3 separate regions of the Homo sapiens genome follow, and all the other regions are linked to region 1. The links are chromatin loops, found by intact Hi-C in ENCODE. Cell type or tissue: dorsolateral prefrontal cortex. All regions are shown on one strand. Each heading gives the region's core, and the rest is flanking DNA. Links, peaks and the distances in the headings are about the cores only.

Region 1 (7,896 bases), core at 2,882-7,881:
TTCACTGTTGTCTAGACTGGAAATAATCTAAATGTACATTTTTATAAATGGGATGAAAATTTTTGTGCATCAACTCGATGAATTATTGTGCTGTTTTAGAAACGAAATTAGAAAACTTAGTTCTGGGTCTTAGACAATGTGAAATGTTTAAGATGAAAAGCAAGGACACAAATTAACAATGAGCCTTATGTCATTTCAATAGCTTCTCAACATCTGAATGTGTCTGTGCTGTCATTAATAGTGTCACTTTTTGACCTATGAAATCAGATTTGTTATCAAAAAGCACAAGTCATACTGGTTTGGCGTTTTTTTAATGCTGTTATCAGGGTGCTGAGATTTGGCTTTAAGTATAATTACATTATAATAACAGAATTGAACTGATTTTTTCCAAACCTTATGTGGGACTCTTGGAAAAATTAATTAACCTCACCTTGAGGGAAAAACGTAACATTTGCAGGGCTCCTGCTCTGTCATCTACTGCAGTCCTTAGCACGCCAGATCATCAATAGATACTGGTTTCATGTGTGAATTAAACAAATACTTAATAAATGAGTAATACACCTACTATAGTCTAGGTTCTCTTCTATGCTCACATACACCAGTGGACCAAACTGATAAGAAAGACAACAACCCCTGCCCTCATGGAGTTTCTGATAAAAACGTGCAGAACCCCCCGAACAAATGGCAGGATTACTGCTGCTTGTGAATAACGTTTTCCATGTTATTGTGTAGAATGCCTTTCCTATGACGTTCCCAAGGCTCACTACAACTACCATTATTCACATTTTACTCTAGTGGCAATGGAGGTGAAACAAACCACGAGAGGTTACAGAGGACACTGGGAAGGAGTCAGAAATCAAAATGAGTACATTATTTCTACTCGGAAAGCCTCAGCTAGACAGAGACATTCCTAGCCAGATGAGGTCTGCCCAGCCTCTGGCCTGGGTTGGAATGAACGCTGGCCAACAGAGCTGAACACTGCGTAACATCCGTCCCTGTGAGCCCTGCACTGAATGACTTAGAGAAGTTCTCAGAGATGCCACAAAGACTGACTTTTTTAAAAAAGTTTTTATTTACTTTTTTTTTTTTAAACTTTAAGTTGAGGGGTACATGTGCAGGATGTGCAGGTTTGTTACATAGGTAAACGCATGTCATGGGGGTTTGTTATACAGAGAAGATTGACACTTATTGTAGGTATTTTAAAAGAAAAATGTATTCACTCATACTTACAAACCAAATTTGCGTAAAACCCTGGAAACACATGTTAAAAAGGTATATTGGAGTAAAGGAAGAAAGCCGTCTTTTGCAGATATAAAAGGGTAATAATCCTGCAGACATGGTTGCCCGCCTAGTGCTGCAGAAGAGAAATGACTTGCTTTCGAAATTCAGGCAGGCTCCGCTCCAGCCGACAGCCTCCTTGGAAACATCACTTGCAAGGCTTGATTTCAGAAAGACCCTTATTTACAAGTATTCACATTTATAGCTAATAAAAAAAAAAAGGAAAAATCTCCCTTGCCAGTGTTTTTTTTTTCCTTTCCTTTCATGGAAAAAAAAAAAATGAATGCAACCTCTTGTAACTCCATTAATAGAGGAGGCTGGCAGGCTCTCTAGGACATCCCTACCTTTTGCCAGAAGCTACAAATGTATACTCTAAAGTAAACAATGGAAAGGTTACTGAAGGTTAAGTACATTCACACACTTCAGACAGCATGGCCAGGCTCCTAGCTGGGAAGATAATTTACCCGGCACGAACCTGGTGCCCTAGTTCTGGCGGGGTTGAGCGAAGTAGGGTGGGGAGAAGGAATAGCTGATATGTCCCAGGTCTACAGTGACTAGAGGTCAACCAGAGGGCACCTCTGTTTATAACCTGAGTCCCTTTCTCATTTATCTTCCACTGAGGATTCCCTAGTTGGATCCATGACAGGTTTTGTGACATCACCTGTCAGCTAATAATAGAAATTCAGTCAGCCACCTGCCAGCCAAGATGGATGGGTTTTTGGTTACAGACTTATTAACCGAATGTGGAGCTCCATGCCCCACCCCTGCCCCACTTCTCCCAGCCTGGTCCCTTCCATTCCCCTCCCCATCTCCAGCTTACAGGCTGGGGAGGTGCTTCCTACAGCGCTCATTGGAACTCCCCCACAACCTTTTCTAGATGCTTTATAACAAGATCGCCACTGGCACCTTAAAGACACAAACCACACCCCATGGCCTTGCCTTGGTTCACCTGGGAGTCTCAATCACTGACTTGCTCTGGTGGCTGGAAGACAGGAACCCAGACATCCGGTGTGAGAAGCCACACAGCCACTTGGCAGTGATATGTGGGGTGCAGCCCCAGGGGCCAAGGGGCTTATGCCTCCCAGAGGCTGACAGAATTGAAGCCTAGAGCTGTATTAGCACCCCAAATTGAAACCTGACTAGAGACAGATGACTTAGAGTGCTCTTAGAATACAGTCAAAAGACTTAGGATTTTAGCTGGTTCAGAGCAACCATTGGGTGAAAAAAAATCTAAAATGTTTCTTCAGAATCTTTTAGTTTAGTTCGCCTGAATGTGCTGGTAAAAAATAAACTATAATTATGTTCTTCCAGGAAAAAGTGACTTCAAAGAACATACATTTTTACCGTAAATTTGTGTTTAAAAATCTTGTAATAAATGAGACTCTAACATGGCCAATAGTTGGGAATAATTTTATTTTCCTTTAACAACAAAAATGTTTCCAGACACTTTCCCTAATGATGGGACTGGAATCGGAGAGGCCACCTGCTGTGTGGGTGGCAGTGAATCGAGAGGCTTCTGAAGACCAGGGTGCCTCTGCCTGCGACCCCCAGACGCCTGTGTGTGCCTGGAGCCCCCTGCACGCGCTCTCGGGGCTGGACGAGACCAGGAGGCTTTCCTTCCACTGCCTCCTGTGTCACAGGCCCTCGGCTCCATCTGGACTACTGAGAAGAATGTATACCAGGAGTCCATTTGCAATCCAAGCTCTTTTGTGTAGTTAAAATGATAATGTTGCCATAAAAATGACAGTTTAAAAAAGGGGAAAAGGGAACGGCTGGCTGTTAAGAGAACAGGCCCTCCACTTTCTGAAGGATCTATACGCCTCAGCAGGGCCCCCGTCCTGAAGCTGATGCACACTGGGAGAGCTATTCTCCATACACAAGTGCAGCCCATTCAGTGACACGAGTTCTTTCCTGGCAAATAAAATGTACCCTTAGATCTTTACAGACATCACCACTTTGGTCCCTACGCCCCACTGGGTTTTTATTTTGGAAAAATAGTTTCAGAGCTGTTCACAGGCAGCTTGTTTTACTCTGTGAACTGGATGTAATGTTGTGAGATTTTTAAAATTAGATTTCCCAGTTTTTAAGGGACACCTGAGTTGGTAAAGCCTTTGAATCTTTAAGGATGAGGTTAGCGAGGATTTCTACTTGTTTTTAGAGCCTACAGATGTAATTCTAGGTATATTCACTACAAGTGCACTTTGGGCCTAAAACGTATTTATGTGAGATCCCTTGATTAGCAACCTTGGATATCAGCTTTGCCATCCAGACAGCAGCTAGAGGAAATCATTAAAAATGAAATGACCTCTTTCTCTGGCTTCTATGTGTAAACATTTCACATATTACAAAGGTATTTTCAATACAGCCAGAGGTGTCTGGTGGGTATCGTGTATACTGTAGCACCAGATGCCCCAGATAAGACCTTCTACTCCCCAGCTAGTTGGCTTTGGGCAAGTACTTAGATTCCACGAGACCTTCATTTTCTCATGGATTTTAAAATAGTATCAATGTCACAGGGCTGATGTGAAAATGAAATGATAGCACTTAGAAAAGGGCCCAGCACACTGGAAGTGCTCAGGAAACATGGGCTGCCAGCCACGCTCAGAACAAGCTGTGTACAGGAGCGGTGGGTGCAGCCACATCTCATAGACAGGGACCAGGAACAGTGAGGCTAATGTGCTGAAGGTCGCTGACTGCGAGGCAGACACAGATAAGAGAATGGTCGGATCTACTGGAGTAAGGTCACCACCCAGCACTAAGGTGCCAATTTCTTCCCCTCTCTACTATTGCATTTATCAGAATATATGATTTTGTCATTTCAAATCTGAAAGCCAAACGGTAGAACGAAGGCTGGCAGGGGAGCTGAAAGGAATGGGAGGGTCTCTGTCAGTGGGGAGGAGAGGGAAGGGAGCCAGCAGGCGTCACTGATGTGGCTCGGCCTGCGAGCGTGTTGGTGGCCAGCGCTGCACCCATTCCTAAGACCCCTGACTTCCAGAACAAGGCTGCAAAAGACCACCTGTTTCCAAAACAAGGCCGTGTGGATCCTTACCACGACAGCTTGTTAAATTCCCTAGAAGTGAGAACTTGCTGGGTAGGGGACATTAGAAACGAAGCCCAGGCTTCATTTTACTAAAGTTCAAATCTGAGGATTTCCGAAAGAGGGCGGGGGAGCTCGAGCTGTCGAACCTGTAGGGTGGCATTTCCTAGAAGTGCACATGTATTCAAACTGGCCACTGGGGGATCTTTATTTTGTGTAGAGGTAGATGGAATCTTTTTGAATACTTGTATAAGCAATAAACGTATATGGCTTAGAATTCGAAAGCCTGTTTTGATTAAGGTAAAGCAAAAGAAGGGGTGCCTTCCAAGTGTCAACCAGAAATGGCCATATCCCAGATTTAATTCTCTCATCCCTTAACACTGCCAGTGGGCGTCCAATTAAATAAACAAAACGACACAGGAACCCCCCACCTCTCAAAAGTCCCAAGTTCCCTGTTGGCCTGACTGTGAAACCACCTTCCCGGAACCTCCCAGGCCAGGCGCCTGGGCTTTCCTGGGCCAGTGACTGCAGCGCCGCCACTTACCAGGAGATGGCGGCTGGAGCTTGGGCTGCTTTTTGGTGTCCCCGGTGCTGAAGACTTCCGGCGGGGGCTCCTCCCCACGTTCGATCTTGCACTCAAAGGCAAACAGGTACTGAATATACTGCTTTTTCAGGGAGCTCGCTGCACTGCTTGAGGTGCCAACGTTTAGGTTGGTTGCCAGCTCACGCCACTTCTTGTTTTTATTAACCTAGTGAAAAACACGGCAGGATCATTGGTTTGCAACAAAGTGGCTTGTTTAAAGCCAGGAGACAAAAAAAGCACTTAATGTCTTGGTTGACTTTTCTTCATTTGCCTCTTTTAACTAATGCTCATTACTCCCACTCAGCAGTGCATAGGCAGCATTTACAGTTATAAAACCATTAGGGAACCTGCTGATGGCAACAGAAAAAGCACTGCTCGGAGGTCCTTCTGCCCGCCACATCTCCCAACGCCTCACGCTCATCCCACTGCACCTCCAATTAAGGAAAAAGGGCATCTCAAAACATTTAAAAAGCAACAACGGCACTATTTTCCAAGTTAGGTTTTTGGGCACTGATGTGAAAGTGCTCATTCCAGCAGCTGCAAGCCCTCAGAAGTGGGCCTGTGATTCTGGGCCGTACCCATCCCCTCACCCCAAGACTGCTTGGGGTGTCAGGCAAAAGCAAAAGCAGCACCTCGTGCAAAGGCAAATGAGCCCCTGGACCAACGGCCCCCAACTTAAAAAGCATGATGCGATGCCACTGGCCACCAGCCCTGCTGACGGGGCAGGTGCACACCTTCCTGTGCGGTGCTCTTACTCAAGGAGGCTTAAAGGGCTGGAGACAACACAGTCGCAAAAGGAGGAGAAAGAAAGAGAACTCCTGAAATGTGACGTCAAGATCCGAGGCATTATTTTAACCTTTTGATTCCCACTTGGGAACAGGTTATGAAAGGTTAAACGGTTAAACACATGGATGAAACATGAGGATTTGCAAATAACTTGGGGAAGGTTTTGCCTTTTGATGTCTCCTGCGTTGTGTGGCAAGGGAGGAGGTAAGGGGACAGTGGTTTTTAATGAAATATTAAATTTCTGGGTTCAAACTTTCTCACACGGCTCTTCTGTCCATTTACTTAGTACTCGGTGGTGTATAATAAATTGTGGATGCTCCCGGAGATGCCCACCGCCCTCTTTTGGCACTGAATGCAGGGCTGCAAACTGTGGGTCTTCAGGTTACTTCAGAAATGGCAAGCTGGGCGCTGCTCAGTGTGACCTAAGAAGGAAGGCTGGGAGCTGAGCTTTGTGTGGTGGCAGCACCTGCTCCCAACCACATCTGATGCCCACAAGGTACACAGCATGATGGGGTGGGGACAAAGATGCAACCCAGCTACATTCCAGCAACCCTCATTATAAGCCCGCGGAGAGTCTCATGACAGACCCAGCCTGGTTATATATACTGTGGACACAGTCACAGTAAGGAAGTAGCCAGACACTATCTACTCTGTGCTGGCTGATAAAATCTAATCGTTTGAGCAGTCTTGGTGATTCTAAAAAATCCATGTCAGAAGAGGCTAGGTGCAGGGGAGAAAGGTCAGGGGAGTCCAGGGGCAGAAGGCAAAGGAGCCCAGGTGCAGAGGGGAAAGGTCAGGGAGTCCAGGTCAGAGAGAGGCGTGTCTCAATCATTCTCTTTGCTGACCATCACTCACACGTGGTATCACACGACTTAGCAGCTGGTTATGCAGCGTCATGGGCAAGCTCTAATTCTTTCTGTCACAGGTCTCAGTTCCCCCATGGAATGGATTAGGCACCTAGTGGGAAGGCTAAGCACAAAGAAGGCCTCCCCTTTCTCCCCCGAGACGCAGCACTGAGACCACGGTAGGCCGTCAGTGACACCTGCAGGGCAGATGACTTGCCCTTGGATAGTTAGTGACCCCCGCCACCTTGGTGGGGCGCAGGGCGCCTGATTCTGACTGCCTGTTAGATTACCTTGGGCACAGAAGGTTTCATTTCATTGATGTCGGGTGGTAGCCCAGGTACTGACAGCTTTGAAAAGCTGCCCAGGCCATTCTAATGCATAGCTGGACTCCAGAACCAGTGGCAAATGGGAAGAGTATGTGTCTGGAGTCAGACAGACCTGGCCCCACCAACTACCCTGTGAGTGTCCCTGGGCTACAGCATTATTCTATTTTTTAAAAAATATATTATTTTTTATTGAGACAGGGTCTTGCTCTGTCAACCAGGCTGGAGTATAGTAGTGTGATCAAAGCTTACTGTAACCTTGAACTCCTGGGCTCAAGTGATCCTCCCACCTCAGCCTCCTGAACAGCTGGGACTGTAGGTGTGCATCACCACGCCCGGCTAAGTTTTGTAGTTTTTAATGGAGACAAAGTCTTACTGGGGTCCCCAGGCTAGTCTGCAACTCCTGGCCTCAAGTGATCCTCCTGCCTTGGCTTCCCAAAGTGCTGGGATTACAGGTGTAAGCCACTGCACCCCATCCTGTACTTGATTTTGTTACACAGGAGTTTTCTCATCTATGCTTTGGGGCTGGTGACTCATGTATTTAGAAAGACAAAGGTTACACAGTGAGTACCTTTTCCCTGTTCCTATGACAGGGCGTGGTCCTACAACTAGACTCCTGATTAAGGAGCGAGGGCTACAGTGAGGAAAGCCGGTGCCTGGGGTATGAGACTTCAGGACGCACTCACTCTGAGAGTCAAGCAAGCACACAGTGGATAGCTCCTTAAATCTGCACCCCAGGCAGCTCCCCTGTCACACCTCAGGCCTAGCCCGCTGGAGGTCACAGCAATGGCCCTCCTAACTGTCCAGTTATTGTGGGCATGGTTTGACAAGTATCACTTAATTTTCCTGCTAACCTGTTCTGGATAGAGGGAAGCAGTAAATGTGACTTATATCTGACACAGATAATTAATTCAGTCATTTGTAAAACATTTCTGAGTATTTACTATGAACTACTGGCAGATTCCAGAGAATTCTGGAGCTGTAAGAAAACCTACAGGAAAATCTAGTCTGGCCCGCTGTATACATGACGAAACTGAGGTCCAA
Region 2 (8,174 bases), core at 2,097-7,096, 140 kb after region 1:
AACCCCCGCCTCCTGGGTTCAAGCAATTCTCCTGCCTCAGCCTCCTGAGTAGCTGCGATTACAGTCACGCACCACCACGCCTGGCTAATTTTTGTATTTTTAGTAGAGACGGGGTTTCACCATGTTGATTAGGCTGGTCTCAAACTCCTGACCTCATGACCCACCCGCCTCGGCCTCCCAAAGTGCTGGGATTCTAGGAGTGAGCCACCATGCCCAGCCACAAGTAACATTTTTTAAATTGAGTTATCTGTTGTTCTTCCTTGTTGGGGGACTGGGTACAGGGGGTTTCATTGATGATATACAAAGTGGAGCTCCTTTGGCCCCTCCCATTCTTCTGGGCATCTGAGATGGAAACTGTGGGGATGGAAGACCCTCAGTGAGGTGGGGGCTGAGTCAGGGAGAGACACCCCACAACTGAGAGTGTCTCTCTTCCTTTTGCTGGTGCTGATGTTCCAGGGGTCCCTTACTCCTTGGAGGCCACAGGCGTTGTTATTCTTGGACTGTAGCAGCATTCAATGCATGTTTTAAAATCATGATGATATGAAGTGCAGGTTAACACATTAAGATGACTGAAGAAAAGACACTTATCCTTTTATGAGGAGATTAAAACTTAAATGAGACAAAAATAGGAATACAATGTGAGAAGCTTTAATATGTAATGTGAAGATTTAAAAAGAAAATTCTAGAAATGTTTCGAAAATTTGTTTGAAATTAATTTTAGAATACTTCTTAAAATTTTATTGATTTTACCGTGATATTTAATGGATAAGATAAGCCTATATCCAATTCTCATTATAAATAATATGTATTCATTTGCTGCTCTGTTCTTCACCTCCCCTCTTCCTCAATGAGATACAAAAAAATTTATTCTGAAAGGAAAACTTAATTTGTGGAAGAGTGAAGGGAGGTTAAGAGACATTTCTTATAAAAATGTACATGGCTTCTTAAGAAACAGCCAATTAAATGCTTTAAACTGCCATGTGTAGCTAGGGGAAAAAAAAGAAATCTCCTGTAGGACTTAACTTCCTCTACGCCGATTTCAAGGGCCAGTCCTGTCCCTCCCCGTACTTCTCTCCAGTTCCTCACACTGACCCCTCCTTTTCACATGGCCATCTAAGGCCACACCTACTGCAAGGAGAAAACTGCCCAGCTACCAAAGGAAGGTCACACTTGAGGAGCACTCTGGCCAGAGAGAGAGAAGGCTTCATCCCACCTTGGCCACGGTCTAGAATCGGCCATGGCAGAGTGGCCTTGCTGGGCACAGTGAGCAGCAAATCAAGGCAGCAAGTCTTTTTTTTTTTTTTTTTCTCCAGACTGAGTCTTGCTCTGTCACCCAGGCTGAAGTGCAGTGGCATGATCTCAGCTCACTGCAACCTCCACCTCCTGGTTCAAGTGATTCTTGTGCCTCAGCCTCCTGAGTAGCTGGGATGACAGCTGCCCACCACCACGCCTGGCTGATTTTTGTATTTTTAGTAGAGATGGGGCTTTACCATGTTGGCTAGGCTGGTCTTGAACTCCTGACCTCAAGTGATCTGCCCGCCTCAGTCTCCCAAAGTGCTGGGATTACAGGCGTGAGCCACTGCGCCTGGCCTTAAGGTAGCAAGTCTTGGTGACTTGGCACACTGGAACACAGAGCCACTGCGGGCTGCATGGATGCTCTGCTGTGGCTATGCACAAACGAATAAATCACACATGGCAAAACTCTCTGCTTAGTGATTCCATCGTAATCAAGACACCAGCCGAATTCAGGGAAGCATGAGATCAGGCGACTATGACAACAAAGCAAACAAGATATGATATTTATTACTCTTATTATTTAGAACTTGTAATATTTTCAACCACAATTCTGTCAGACAATGTATTCCTTCAATACACAGGAACACACTAAGGCAGTAATACATTATCAAAAGCCAACTGTTAAAAGACCAGAGTAAAAGCAGAATTTAGACAAAACAAATAGTCTCCCAGACTTTTTATTCCTTCCAAACTTGTTATTTTAAGTTATAATGTGAAATGTTTTATTTGCATTATCACTTCCAGAGCTCTGCATGCATTTCTGTTGGCATATCTTTGCAAATGGACCCACAGGATGCATTACTTCGGTTGTAAAATGGTACTTTTATTGCTTATTTGGGAATATCTTTTACAAGTATTTATCAGTGATACATCTGTTATGCAAGTATTAATTCAACAGGTTTCTTAATCCAAATCTGATTTTTAAAAATCATCCCTGATATATTCTTTAATTCACATAAATGTTCTACTTGGCTTTAAGCATATTCCAACATATTGGCTCTTTCAACACCAGCCACGTTGACATTCTCAACTGACTTGCAAAAATTGACATGGCTTGGGAAGAAGCCAAATTTAAGGCAGGAGGAGGGAAGGAGGAGGGCTTTCACCATCTGAAGAAACAGAATCTGCTTTAAAACTTGGCAGTGCAGAGAACCTAAAACACACGCAATCAAAATCACCCCCATCTTCCCTAGGATATTTTCTTTGCTTCTTCCCAACAAAATCTCAAGTAGCTTGATGATTACTAATATGATCACAGTAACTGCATGCAAAGGAATTTTACAGGCAAGTCCTGAAACACGCCTCTAATTACATGTGCATGTCCCAAATGAACAGGTGTTTGAGGGTGGGGATAAGAGAATATATGCATTTTTATTATTACTAGAAAATTAAGTCCTCAAAAACTAGTGCCAAAATAATGTCCCCAGAGATACATGGAGTCAATCAAACTCTAAATTATACAAGTAAATAAGCTTGCTTCCAGCATAACTCCTTGCTCTCTTAAAAAGACCACTTTTCAGACACATAGCACGTGAGGCCATGTTTAATTCCTAACGTCTTTTTACAAAAATGAACAGAATCTGACAAAGGCAGGCATGAACTACACTAAATTATGGTCCCTCCACTCACCTTATCTTCACCATCACTAAGGCAGGGCAAACATTTCTGCACAGTGGACTTGGTAGATCTTGGGACAGCCGCGATGCTGTCAATGAATCTATCTAAACACTCTGTCATCTACCATCATCTGACAGAATACTTGGTCTAGAAGAAATGGAGTTCCTATTACACCAAGAACTCCTCTGATTATAATATACTACTTCTGATTTTGCATATAATGCCAAAACATATTCTGGAAACGTCACACCTTCTTTGCTGGGCTTTCTGGCCTACTGGGTACTCTCATGTCAGTTAAGCTCCACAAACATCTCGTGATCACCTAATACCTCACAGAGTGTGCTCATACCCATTCCAATTGGAATAAACTACTTTTAAAGAAAAATACCGTTTTCACTATTGAAAGCTGATCTAAAATGATATTAGAGTCCTAGTACATTGGGTTGAACCATATGAAATTGCCAACATTACACCATTTTTTGAGCTGCGAAATGCCAATTCTGTAAAATGTAACCTAATATAGAGTTCCTAAACTTGAGAGGACTGATTTAAAAAAACAACAACACAGGCATTGCTGGAATTTTTTCATAAAGTACACAGGCCTGGGAAGCAGCAACTTCTAGCTGAGCTTTACCACTAGACAGTGCCTAAAATAAGTCACTTTCCCTCCCTCAGCCTTTTTCATTGTGAAAAAAAGAAATTGAAAAAATCTTAGGTTACATTTTCTCTTTGAGAAAAATGCTGAAAAGTAACTGGCCATAGCAGCTCTAAAGGAAATTAGGAAAGAAGACTAAAGGTGGCAGAAAATAAAATTTCTATATTTTACCTTTCTTTTAAAAATTTTTGCCTGGCTTCACTTAATGAAAGGATTTGTTTGTGGACAACAATACAACAACAAAATTCTATTTTTCCCAAGACAACAAGAATATCTTAGTCTAGGAAACATCAGCAAGAAGAAATGGAAGACTAACAAATGGTAAAACACTTGTACTTCCAATGAATACAGGAGGCCTGTTAGCATTAAGGACCTGAAGAATTTTAGAGCTGGAAATAAATTTAATGATGTCTAGAAATCAATTCTCCAACCTCACAATGGGACTTACAGTAGAATATGGGTCTGTTCAACTCCCAGTCAAGTAGTCTTAATTATAAAATGGCAGGAAAAAAATCCTATTCCATATTTAATCCAAAGCCAGACATCAGGTGAGACCCCTAACAGCTCTCAAGTAACTCCTCATCAGCCACTCCAGGCCTTTCATTAACAGGGCTCTAACCTGCCTCTTCACTGCATATGTTTTGGCCTCACAGTCTTGTCTTTTCTGAGTTTTAGACTTGTGTATTCCTCTAAAGACAAAATTGGAAAAAAAGCTAAAATATCCCTTCAAAAGATAATTAAACCTAACAAAGAAAACTGTATCAAAATATTACAGGTAAATATACATAAAGTATTTCCCCCAAATCATTTCTAAATAAAAATAAAGCAAATTTGTTTTAAACTCAAACATGTAACTGTCTGAACTACCAGCAGATGGCAGAGGCAGAGGCTGGGAAATTTTCTAACAAAAGAAGAGAAGAGCTCAATATGGATTCCTGGATTCCCACATCCGGGAGAACTTGAGATCCTTGAGGTCCTAGAGAAACACTGCAGATTCCTCTCCCCACACCCCCTTGAATCTTTCTTTTAGCGGAAACAGTAAATTTTTTGCTTTAACAATATATATTCTATAATTTTAAGTTTGAGTCAATATTGAAACAGTATGGAATAAACTTGGTCCTCTACTGCTCTAAAGGTTTTGAACAGATTTTAATTAAATAAAAAAGATTAAAATGTAAAAACAAATCTTTCATATTATGAAAAGTAATATGAGTTCATAAGATTATGAGTTCAAAAAAACTGTTTGCTAGTTTTGTTTCAATGACATTGGTTATCTTAAATATACTTTCACCTAACTTATAGTCACACTCACTCAGAGAGTTAGCCAAGTAAATTCACTAGAAAACACATCCCGCTAAGGGTGGAGCTTGCAGTGAGCCAAGATGGTGCCACTGCACTCCAGCCTGGGTGACAGAGAGAGACTCTGTCTCACAGAAGAAAAAAAAGGTCCCGCTAAGAAGACGCAAAGAGTAGAGAAGAACCAGAGTTAATGCAGCTTGACAAAAAATATATATGGTAAATGTTTTTAAACAGAAAATTAGTATATGTTTTCATGTGGTTACACTCATAAAAGAAATAACTATTTTATTGGGTAGAATCTTACAATGCAAAACTAAACACTCTAAATCCAAAATACTATATTGGTAGCCTGGGGCATATCTTAGGCAAATCAATGAATTAATGACCCATCACAAATGTCACTCTAGAAGGATGTCAAATTTCATGACCCTGTTTAAAACTTTTCTATTCTCAAAATCTAATGAAACTTGTCAACTTTATAGTAGTTTATCTTTCTTTCCTAAGCAGAACATCCCCTCTGCTTTATAGCACTCTACCTGAACAGCAAATTCCTTCTGTTTTCTACTATCTTTTCAAATCCCTAGTGTTTAAATCAATTTTTAAAATGGCTGTTCTAATTGTTATTAGAACATTTATATATTATATAAATGGCTGTTATGCTAAAAACTGTCTGTGTCATCTACATACTTGGAACCTGTATTTTCTAGACCAGCTCAGGCAACAGAACTCATTGTTAAGATGGACGCCTCTCTCTATGCACTGTGGCAGTGTGGCAGCCACCAGCAACATGTAATTGTTGAGATGTGGCCAGTGTAACTGAAGAAATGATATTTGAATTTGATTTAGCTTTAAATACTTTAAATAGCCACACATGGCTGGTGGCTGCCACACTGGATAGCACAGCTCTACAGAACCAAAATGAGCAATGAGAAATGATTAAAACTGGAAAAATGTAACAAAAGATACAGAGTCAGAAATGACTAAAAACAAATGGACTTTTAACACAATTCAAACTGGAGCCCTCTAAGTTAGATGGATCAGAAAAGGAAGCTACAAGTGAACCTCCCGCTTTTTCCCAAAGGTCATTATTTGGTTCTTGAGCCAGGAGGCCCATTCAGACATGGGTTGCCATTGTATTTTTTTCTGTTTCCTCCTTAGCCAGTATGATAAATCCTATAGTTAACGACTGCATCATTTTGTTTTTATATGAGGGAAGTGAAATACAGATACTTTCATAATGATCAGATGTCAAAAGACAGAAAGCAGCTCAAATTTAAGTCACTGCCAAATATGATCCTCAGGCTACACATTTTCCACAGTTGAAAATACCTTATTTTAAAAAGATAAAATAAAATTTTCCACTTTTATTCTATTTGAAATTATATTTACGGGTGACTAATCCTTTTGTTATTTATAATTTCCTTAGGTCAAACTGGAATCCATTCCATTTTGTAGAATACAATAAATAGATTCAATTAAGACAATTAAACAACAGAAAAGCATACAATTATATCCAAACTTTGCATCTCTTCTTGGATTTTTCTCTGACATAAGATCATTCCAAATGTTGTGTCCAGAATGTAAGATCCGTGGAAGCAAGGACTTATTATTCTTACCACTGCATCCCTGGTACTTGACAAATAACACGTATATCCCATAGATATTTGTTTGAATGGAAAGCAGTGGAAAGAAGTAGAGTGATATGAATGAATACAACTGCAGAACCTGATTAATGAACATATTTAAGATAAGCCAGGTTAAAAGGAACCAACTAGTTTTTGATGCCAGCCATACCCACTCAATAGCTTCAACAAACATTAACAATGAATATATCTTCCTTAAGGTGGGCATTACAGAGCTTAAATAGGAAATGCCAAGCTCACATATTAGCCCAGATAACAGGAGAATCGGCAAGGAAATCCCAGAATACAGAAGAACACAGTAGTGATATGTTAATATCACACATTTTATGCTCTTAGCAGTGACAATTGTTAACACTATCAGTAAAACTCTTAATCATCAGTACTTATGCACTGTTTACCATGTGAAAGTCAATATGGATATAAAAAGATGAAAAAAATGGATTCTCTAAGCTTACCATATTATGGGGGAAAATGCCACGTAATAGAATTGGGCTAGGCCATATCACGCTGTCTCCCAAATACAAAAGAACACCAAAACAAGTTGGCAGATGAGAAATTCCAAATGAGTCCTAAAGGCAGTGAGAACTGTTGAGCTCTGAGGATGGTGCTCAGAAGGCGCCCATGCCGAGACAAATCATAGAAGAGAGAGGTTAGAATGGAGCCTGGAGGGAAAGCAGGATTTTGAAATGCAGCAAGAGGAAGGGTAAGCATTTCAGGGGAAAGGCAAGGTGGAGACTAGGCTGGAGGGAAGCTAAGGGCAGCAAAGGGCATGGGATATTTAAGGGACTCTGTTAGTTGGGGGTTGGAAGACCAGTTTGAACGCTGATGTTATTTTTCTCTAAGATATCTAATCAACCAAAATACAGGTAAAAAGTAATACAAGTGTAGGATTTACTTTAACATCTTATGTTCAGATACTTTAGCTTAGACCTTTCTCTTTTATAGTAATAAATTTTAGGTGCCTAAAACAAATATTAAAAATTATCACCAAAGAGGATTAAAGTTAAGTGTAGCCTTTGTGCGGTGGCTCATGCCTGTAATCCCAGCACTTTGGGAGGCTGAGGCGGGCAGATCACTTGAGGTCAGGAGTTTGAGACCAGCCTGGCCAACATGGTAAAAACCCATCTCTACTAAAAATACAAAAAACTTAGCTGGGCGTTGTGGCACAGGTCTGTATTCCCAGCTACTTGGGAGGCTGAGGCAGGAGAATCACTTGAACCTGGGAAGTGGAGGCTGCAGTGAGTGGAGATCACGCCACTGTACTCCAGCCTGGGTGACACAGTGAGACTCTGTCTCAAAAAAAAAAAAAAAAAGGAGTGGAGGGCTCCTGTGATCTTGTGGGACCCAATGATAGCATAAATTGCATCATTTTTCTTTTTCTCATTCTTTTTTAGAGTAATACAATATGCTTCCCCTTGATTATCCTTGTAATTCATTTTAAACTGACCTCTCCACATGTATTTTTAATAGTTTATATCAAATATTATAAAAAGAGTCATAAAATTCAGAGTTTTCTTCCCAAAGAACATGTCAGCCAAAACACCCTATCAAAATATTTTTGATTTTGTGGAATTCTGATGTCCATTTAGCCCGGAAGACAGGTATAGCAAATGAATACACTGGTAATACATATTTCTGTCCCTCCATCTTTCAAAGGGAAAAGT
Region 3 (8,174 bases), core at 1,586-6,585, 620 kb after region 1:
GGACCCAAGTGGGTGCAAGAGTAAATAAGTGAGGCAAGAAGAGGCTCAGGTAATGCTCCAGGTGAGGAGATGGTAGTGGGAGGGTGGAGATGCAGAAAGTAGGTCGGAGAAAGAATTTGAAGGCAAAAAGAATAATCTTGGTGACCACTTTGTGGGTGAGGGAGAGTGAATGTCAAGGATGACCCCCCCCCCAAATTTTTGCCTTATGTAGCTGGGTGAATGAGGGCATTGATAAATGGAACACTGGGAATGAGCATGTTTGACAGAAGAATATCATGAATTTGGTTTTGAGTATGTTCAGTTTGAGATACCTTGGAACCATCCATGTGGTTTTACCATGTTAAGTAAGTAGTTGGTTATTTACTAGATTATTTGTAGGAAATTTTTTTTTCCAATTTCTTTTAGAATATTACCTAAAAGTTATACTGAGAGTGACTTTTTTTTTTTTCCTTTTGAGACAGGGTCTCACTCTGTTGCCCAGCCTGTAGAGCGGTGGCATGATCTGGATTCATTACAGCCTCAACCACATGGGCTCAAGTGATCCTCCCACCTCAGCCACCTGAGTAGTGGGTAGCAGGGACTGCAGGCATGTACCAAAATGCCAAGCTAATTTTTATATTTTTTGTAGATATGGGGTCTTGCCATGTTGCCTAGGCTGGTCTGGAACTCCTGGGCTCAAGAGATACTCCCACCTCGGCCTCCCAAAGTGCTGGGATTCCAGGCATGAGCCACCACACCCATCCTTCAGAGTGACTTTCTTAGTGGAAATAACCTTTGTGTTATCATTTTATCATTCTTTTTTTTTTTGAGATGGAGTTTTGCTCTGTCACCCAGTTTGGAGTGCAGTGGTGTGATTTCGGCTCACTGCAACCTCTGCCTCCTGGGTTCAAGTGATTCTTCTGCCTCAGCTCCCCAAATAGCTGGGACTACAGGCGCACACCAACACGCCCAGCTAATTTTTGTAGTTTTATTAAAGATGGGGTTTCATCATGTTGGCCAGGCTGGTCTTGAACTCCTGACCTCGTGATCTGCCCACCTCGGCCCCCCAAAGTGCTGGGATTACAGGAGTGAGCCACTGTGCCTGACCCCATTTTCTCATTCTTAGAATACATAGATATTTAAACATTGTTGATGGGTAACAACTTTTTCCTATTTTTTTTGTCTTAGGTTATTTAATAGAAGGGAAATCACTCTTCCTTTATATTTCTCATTTATTGATACAAGTGTTCCTGCTTAACCACAAACTAGATAATACGCCTCCTTTTCCTTGGTAACACGGTGGGTGGGAGCCGAGGCAATCAAAGTGTAAAAATCAGACAGCATCTCTTCCCGCCACTGTGTCTGCAGACCTCCCAAACTGAGGCACGGTGCTGAACACCTCCAGCATTTTCATATCAGAAAACTGGCAAATATAGTCAAGGACGATGAGCAGCTGAAATTACAAAGGGCTCTTGGACCACTGAGACAGGATTTTTAATCCTTTTAGGATCAGCCAACCTTTTCTGAGTGTTGCTTCATCTTATGTAAATTCTTAGAGTTCAAGAAAATTCAGTATTTAGAATACAAAGCAGGATGGATCCAGGCTTTCTTTCTTTCTTTTTGTTTCTCCTAGTATTTCTATAGTAAATACGGTTTCAGAAAACACCCCATGTGATTTTGAAACACATTTTGGCTGGAATCTTGGCAACACTCGCCCTTCTCCAAGTGATGCCCTTTAACACACTATTGGAGCTATTGGACCGAGATTCAAATCTCGGGGAATGTCAGGTATCTCTGAAACACGAAGGGAAGTGTGGAAGTGCTTGGGGAAAGTGTTATAGTAAAAATCACAGTATTATGTTTTCCCACCTGAACGCCATCCAATAAACTATTTCTCCATTTCGTTCACAACATACCAGGAAATTACTACGCTCAAAATTCTGTATTACTTCTAAGTCCAACAAGCCACAGATACAACTCAACAAGTATGTGTTCATTGGATGTGAGCCCTGGGAGGCCGGTCCTCTTCATCTTGGTCTTCCTCAAAGCATCTGTCACAGAGGCATAAAGGCAGGTACAGGAATGGGTCTTGCTGCATTGGACCTGTTGCCTATGCTTTGGTTTGGGGAGAGAGTATATACCCCTCAAAGGCAGCTTCCACCTGCTGGCCAGTGGGGAAGAGTTTAACATGACCTAACTTAACTCTGTGCTGGCCAGCTGGGCTCTGAAGTCCTAAAACCGAGCTGGAATCCCGACTATGGTTTACCAGCCGTGTAATAACCCTGAGCTGGTTACATGATCTTTAAACCTTCATTTATGCACAGAGCATATGCAGGAGTTAACTGAGGTGATGTACAAAAAGTGTACAGATAACTATTAACAGTCATCTCGATAATGGGAACGCAAGAGAACCTACAGTGTGTGCTTTTGTAAAACATAGGTAGATGTGAGAAACAGCTCACTTGTACAGTCAATCCTTAGTGGCCCCAGGACAGAGGACTTCTGTGAATTATGGCCCCAGGAAACTTCACTGGAATAAAGACATCCAGCCACTGTACCCTTGAGTGCTCTCAGCTGAAGCCGGGACTTTAAAGGGCCTTGGCATACACGGTGGCTTGTTGTCTTAACCTCAGTTGGGATGAGATAGAATATTCACACCCCTGTCCCCAGCTAAGTTTTTATTAACATTGAGACCCCGTGTGTAGAAGAGCTTTGTGACTGGGTGGTATAATCTATGCAAACGTTACCACACGGAGTTGTTTCTTTCTAGTTTGGTTCACCTTCTTTCCGCAGTGGAGCCGCACGTGTGTTTGTTAGGTGGGTTGAATGCCCTTCCTGAGAAGGAAGCATCTCTCCATGTCTGTGTGCAGGAGAGCGATGACAGAAGGCCACTGTCTGTACCCGGAAAAATCCCAGGACAAGGAGGGCAAAGAGCCCTGGATGTGAGTCCAAGATCTGCTGTCACGTTGTATGGATGTGGGCAGGTAAGTGCCGGGCTCAGAGTCCTCATCTGAAAGATGAAGACCAGAGTTGCCCCTCCATTTTGCCTTGCAGCATTTTTCTGGGTATCAAGAACAAAGGTGCAAGAGTCTTATTCATTCATAAAAGGAAGTTCTGACACCTGCCACACCACAGCTGAACCTTGAAAACATCGTCCTACATCAAAGAAGCCAACGCACTAGGACAAATATTGCAGGATTCCCTTTATGTAAGGTTCCAAGAATAGGCAAATTGATAGATGCAGAAAGGAGAATGGGCGTTCCTAGGGCTGGGGGCCAGGGGATTAGGGAGCTGGAATTTGATGGGTCCAGAGTTCCCGTTAGGGACGATGGAAAAGTTCTGGAGATGGATGGTTGGTGATGGTTGCCCAAGAATGCAAATGTACTTTATGCCACTGAATTGTACCTTAAAGACGGTGAAAATCGTAAATTTTTATGTTGTCTATACTCTACCACAATAAAAATAGCAAAAAAACTCCAATAACCATGGAAAGTCATGGTACAAATTCAGGTTATAATATGAAACGTCAGTTCTCTTTTTCCCAGGGTAAAAGAGACATGGAAAAGAGAGGAGACGAGGGCTGATGGCCTGTCTGTTGGTCCTTGACGTTTTCGGCTTTGCCCGAGCCTGGTGGCTGAGCAGACGCAGAACCAGCAGCCGGGGCCTGGGCCTGGCTGTGGCCCTCTGTTTACTCGTCCTATCCTTGTTTCTTCTGTAAAATGAGGCATTCATTCCAGATGGCCCTCCACGACCCCACCTCACCCCCATAGCGCCACAATTCTCAAATTTCATTCACTTTCTTTTGATCTAGCTCTGTTCTTTTAAGTAATGTCATCTTGGCTTACTTTTTATAAACACATGGGAGCAAATCGTATTTGATTATTAACTTAAAAAAAAATTAAGAACCACCAAGGTGCTATAGGTTCTGAAAAACACCCTTTCCAACGATAAACACCCCATGCAGGGCTTGGCGGCCCAGGTGGCCGAGTCGCCGGCCTTGGAGGGGGCAGCCTTGCTGCTCTTCTGCGCCCTCTGGTGGCCTCTCTCCATCACCGTCGCCACCGCACAGGATTCTTCGGGGCTTGTGCCTTGGGCTGGGTGAGGACACTCACTTGTCTGAGGAGGAGATTTACTCTGGCAAACTTGTGTCTGGTGCTTCGAGTAGAGAGATGGAAAATGACAACTTTCTATTCTGAAAGGCTCTCTATTAGTGGCCGGTGATGAAGATGCCAGAAAAAAGTGGCCCATCCATTATATTTATGTTGTGTGATATTGGACCACAGAGGGTAAAGTCAATGAGCAGAATAAGTAATTGTAACAAGCATTTTCATTCCCTTGGCAGGAATTTACTCATTAGCAGTATACCTATTTTATACGGGGAGATTAGATAAATTAGAGATTAAAGAAAGTGGAACAGATGTTTTTCCTCTGATAAGCATCATTCTATAAGAAAACTCCAGAGGGTTAGAATCAGTGCAGAAAGCAGGAATGCACATTATTTTTTGGTGCTTCCACATTTTGAGAAGGCAAAAAAAAAAAAAAATACTAGGTGGGGGGAGGTTGGGCCAGCGCAGGGTTGCACGCGTACAGCACACCGACACCTCCATTGTAACGTGACTAATAATAGAGCCTTCTGTTTTTTGAGTACGTGCTAAGTGCCTTGTGTACTTTGTGAGCTCTGTGCCAGGTGCTTTGTGGATGTTCTCTTTAATCCCTCCAGTGACAGCGGTGGGGCAGCTGTTTTGTTTCTATTTCACAGATGAGAAAGGCGGAGAGGCTCCAAAAGGGCTAATGATTGGATGGAGATTGGGTCAAGCAGTGGTTCTCAGCCGGCAGCATCATCATTGCCTGGGAGCTTGTTAGAGATGAAGATTCCAGGCCCCACCCTAGACTTCCTGAATCAGAAACTTGGTTGTGGGGTGTGGGGATCTGTACCTTTTTTTTTTTTTTTTTTTGAGATGGAGTCTCGCTCTGTCACCCAGGCTGGAGTGCAGTGCCTCGATCTCGGCTCACTGCAACCCCCACCTTTCGGGTTCAAGCAATTCTCTTGCCACAGCCTTCCGAGTAGCTGGGATTACAGATGCCCGCCACCATACCCAGCTGATTTTTGCATTTTTAGTAGAGACAGGGTTTTACCATGTTTGCCAGGCTAGTCTCAAACTCCTGACCTCAGGTGATCCACCTGCCTCAGCCTCCCAAAGTGTTGGGATTACAGACGTGAGCCACCATGCCCGGCTGTGGATCTGTTTTTTTTTTTTTTTTTTTTTTTTGGCGACGGAGTCTTGCTCTGTCACCCAGGCTGGAGTGCACTGGTGCGATCTCCACTCACTACAACCTCTGCCTCCCAGGTTCAAGTGATTCTCCTGCCTCAGCCTCCCAAGTAGCTGAGATTACAGGCGTTCACCACCACACCTGGCTGATTTTTGTATTTTTAGTAGAGATGGGGTTTTACCATGTTGGCCAGGCTGGTCTTGAACTCCTGACCTCAGGTGATCTACCTGCCTCGGCCTCCCAAAGTGCTGGGATTACAGGCGTGAGCCACCACACCCGGCCGGGGATCTGTATTTTTAAGGAGCCCTCTGGTGACTCTGATGCTGTTGAAGTTTGGGAGCCACTGACCTAGAGCACTGGTCCTCAATCCTCACTGTGCATCTGAATCCACTGGGAGGTTAAAAAACAAAGCCACAGGGGCCTGGACCCCAACCCTTGGAGCTTTGGATGTAATTGATATGGGTGGGGCCTGGGAAATTGTTCCGTGCAGCCAGGCCCCAGGCCCAGTGGGGCGGAGAAATGGCGTGGTGGGAACGGAACTCAGGGCAAGTCTTGTCTCATCTCCAGACCTCTGCTTGGAAGCAACCCGGGCCATTTCTTCAGTTCACAGCCTGCTTGGGTTGTGGGAGACCGCCGAAGACATCTCCTGATTCTACCCAGGAGTCAGAAAGGGCTAACGGCCGGGCAAACAGGTTCCACGTGGACCTGCCATTGTGTGCTCGCCAAACCCAGGGTGGGCTGCCATCCAGTTTTGGCCAGGTGGCTTGACCAGAAGTTGGCTGCTGGTCTTCTGGGGGAGATTTTGTTTTCCTTTAAGAGAGAGCTCCAGGAGGAGACAGCAGATAGACCTCACAGCCTCTCCTTCCTCTGAACTGTGTGGTATAGGGGGCAACGCCTGGCTGTTGCAGCCCTGACTCCCGGACGCTCCCATCTGAGCAAGGGGGGAGGGTGGGAAAAACCTGCCTTGACGGGGCCACCGACAGCACCGTGGCCACTCTGCCTCTGCACTTGCCACAGGAGGAAGCCTTCCCTGGTCCAACTGGAAACCCAACTCAGGTAGCCCCTCGCACCCGCTGCCAGGCAGCTGTCCCATGCCACCCCTCGTGGTCTGTGGCTCAGGTTCTGGGCTTCTGTCCTGGCTTGCTTACCTGGCAGGATGCCAGCTCAGTCACCATCTCCCCACTTGCCTGACCTTCTCCCCCTCCCGCTCCTGAGTGCGCCCTGTGTTGCCGTGTGGCTGTGTCTGCACCTGTCTTGTCTTTGTCAGTATTCACGTTTGAATTGGTCGCACTGCCCAGCACACAGTCTGGGTGAGGCTCAGTGCAGTCAGTGAGCGGTAACTCGTTCTTGTGTAATGAACACATGAAGCGGGGTGGATGCCTGCCAGACACCAGGGTTCAGCCTGGAAGGGGATTTGAAGAGACGTGTGAGTCCCCAGGAGTGGCTCAGAGTCAGGTAAGCATCTGGAGAGTGAGCCCGGGATTTCTCTGCAGTCACGATTTCCATAACCAGAGTGGCCCCCTTCTAACCCTGTTACCCTCCATTAGGGTCTTGCCTTTCTGGGAGCTGTGTTGTTGGCTCAATTCCTTGTGTCTCCACTTGTGACACAGTGAGGTGGCCTTACATATGCGTGCCTTTTCATTCTTACAGGTGCCTTCTCAGGTCCTTCCTTCCAGGTGGGAGAGAAACTCCATTTCTCCCTGCAATAAAAGCTTTATAATGGTATCTATGTAGATGGCAAACTGGCACAGGAGAGAATGATCTGTAATTATAATAACATTTATTCAGTTGTTTAGCCATTCATTTCTTAATTAGACAAATGTTTATTGAATATATACTATGTACCAGACATCAGTCCAATCAATCAGTTAATAGGAAATTAAAGTCTATTTTACAAAGTTCTGTGATAGGGACCACAAAGCATTGAGGAAAAGCTCCCAAACCAGTGATGGAGAGGGTGTTAGACAGTGTATCCCAGGAGGAGAAGGGGCCGTGCTGGGATCTGTGTGATGTGGAGGGTTTTCAGATGAAGAGGAGGGAGAAGAGAATAAGAGCAAAGGAAACAGGCTCTGCCAAAGGCCACAAGATGAGAGGGAGCTGTGAGTCTGGGGACCAGCCTGGGGTTCAGTGTCAGGGGCCAGAGTATGTGGGCGGGGGTATGGTGCCTTGCTCCCAAGTCCAAACTTCATCCCGAGCTCTCCATGTACCCATTACCCAGCTTCCATACTGATAAGTTCACAGCTGGCTTTATCTCTTCTACCACTCCCTTCCCATCTCCAAACTTAGATGATTTTGAAGCAAGGTCCTAATAACATTTTAAAAACATTTTAAAAACATTTTAACGTGTATCTCTGAAAGACGAGAACTTGCTGAAAAAACAGAACCATGATTTCATTATTGTATCAAAAAATTAACAATTCCTAAATAACATCAAACATCCAGGTGGTTCTTAAATTTCTTCTGATTTTTCTAAAAAATATTCTTATACTTTATTTGAATCAGGATCCAATAATTATATATATATTGCAATTGATTGATATGCTTCTTAATTCATCTTTCTTTTTATTTCTGTGCAGTATATTTGTTCAAGAACAGGGTTTCTTTGTCCTGTGTTCCCCACAGTTTAGATTTGCTGACTACTTCCTTGTGGTGTCATTTAACATGTTCCTCTGTCCCCTGTTCTTACTGTAAATTGGAAAGTGGGTGAGATTCAGGATTGTTTTGTAAATCTCATAGGTGGTGTCTCAATTCATAGCACTGGAGTGTCAGCAACCTTTCCAAGGTACCTTTAAAGCAAAAGAATACCCAACAGTTCTGTTGATGAAGTAGCACATTCAAAAAGCCTCAGAAGTATTTATGCTCTAACAACTTAGTGGTTTTTTGAAAATGAATGAATGTAAATTAAATGAAAAAAATTTTCATTG

Evidence for each region. Peaks named below come from ENCODE experiments on the same cell type or tissue, not always from the same donor. Only the 100,000 strongest peaks of a DNase experiment are listed, where the experiment ranks them.
Region 2: it touches region 1 in a loop (3-fold over the local background); 91 of 110 quality-filtered maps call a loop at or near these places.
Region 3: it touches region 1 in a loop (4-fold over the local background); 68 of 110 quality-filtered maps call a loop at or near these places.

Annotation. Positions count from the first base shown.
Region 1 is chr6:157,181,399-157,189,294 of GRCh38, reverse strand. It overlaps ARID1B (AT-rich interaction domain 1B), which reads right to left. Exons shown (of 20, transcript NM_001374828.1): 13 at 4,860-5,064. Among named protein-coding and RNA genes, the nearest start is that of TMEM242, 140 kb to the left of the region's middle. RefSeq lists enhancers at 2,352-2,852, 2,853-3,353 and a silencer at 5,306-5,600. In dorsolateral prefrontal cortex, for the core only: CTCF peaks have their summits at 4,661 and 4,869 (motif pointing right); a DNase peak (open chromatin) is centred at 4,884; H3K4me3 peaks cover 799 bases; H3K27ac peaks cover 912 bases.
Region 2 is chr6:157,042,309-157,050,482 of GRCh38, reverse strand. All of the region lies in intron 4 of ARID1B (AT-rich interaction domain 1B), which reads right to left. Among named protein-coding and RNA genes, the nearest start is that of MIR4466, 270 kb to the right of the region's middle. RefSeq lists enhancers at 1,014-1,514, 1,515-2,016. In dorsolateral prefrontal cortex, for the core only: a CTCF peak has its summit at 4,443 (motif pointing right); no DNase peak of the experiment used is centred there.
Region 3 is chr6:156,560,406-156,568,579 of GRCh38, reverse strand. No RefSeq gene overlaps it. Among named protein-coding and RNA genes, the nearest start is that of SNORD28B, 190 kb to the right of the region's middle. RefSeq lists an enhancer at 4,061-4,310. In dorsolateral prefrontal cortex, for the core only: CTCF peaks have their summits at 3,810 and 4,017 (motif pointing left); DNase peaks (open chromatin) are centred at 3,613 and 4,009; H3K4me3 peaks cover 352 bases.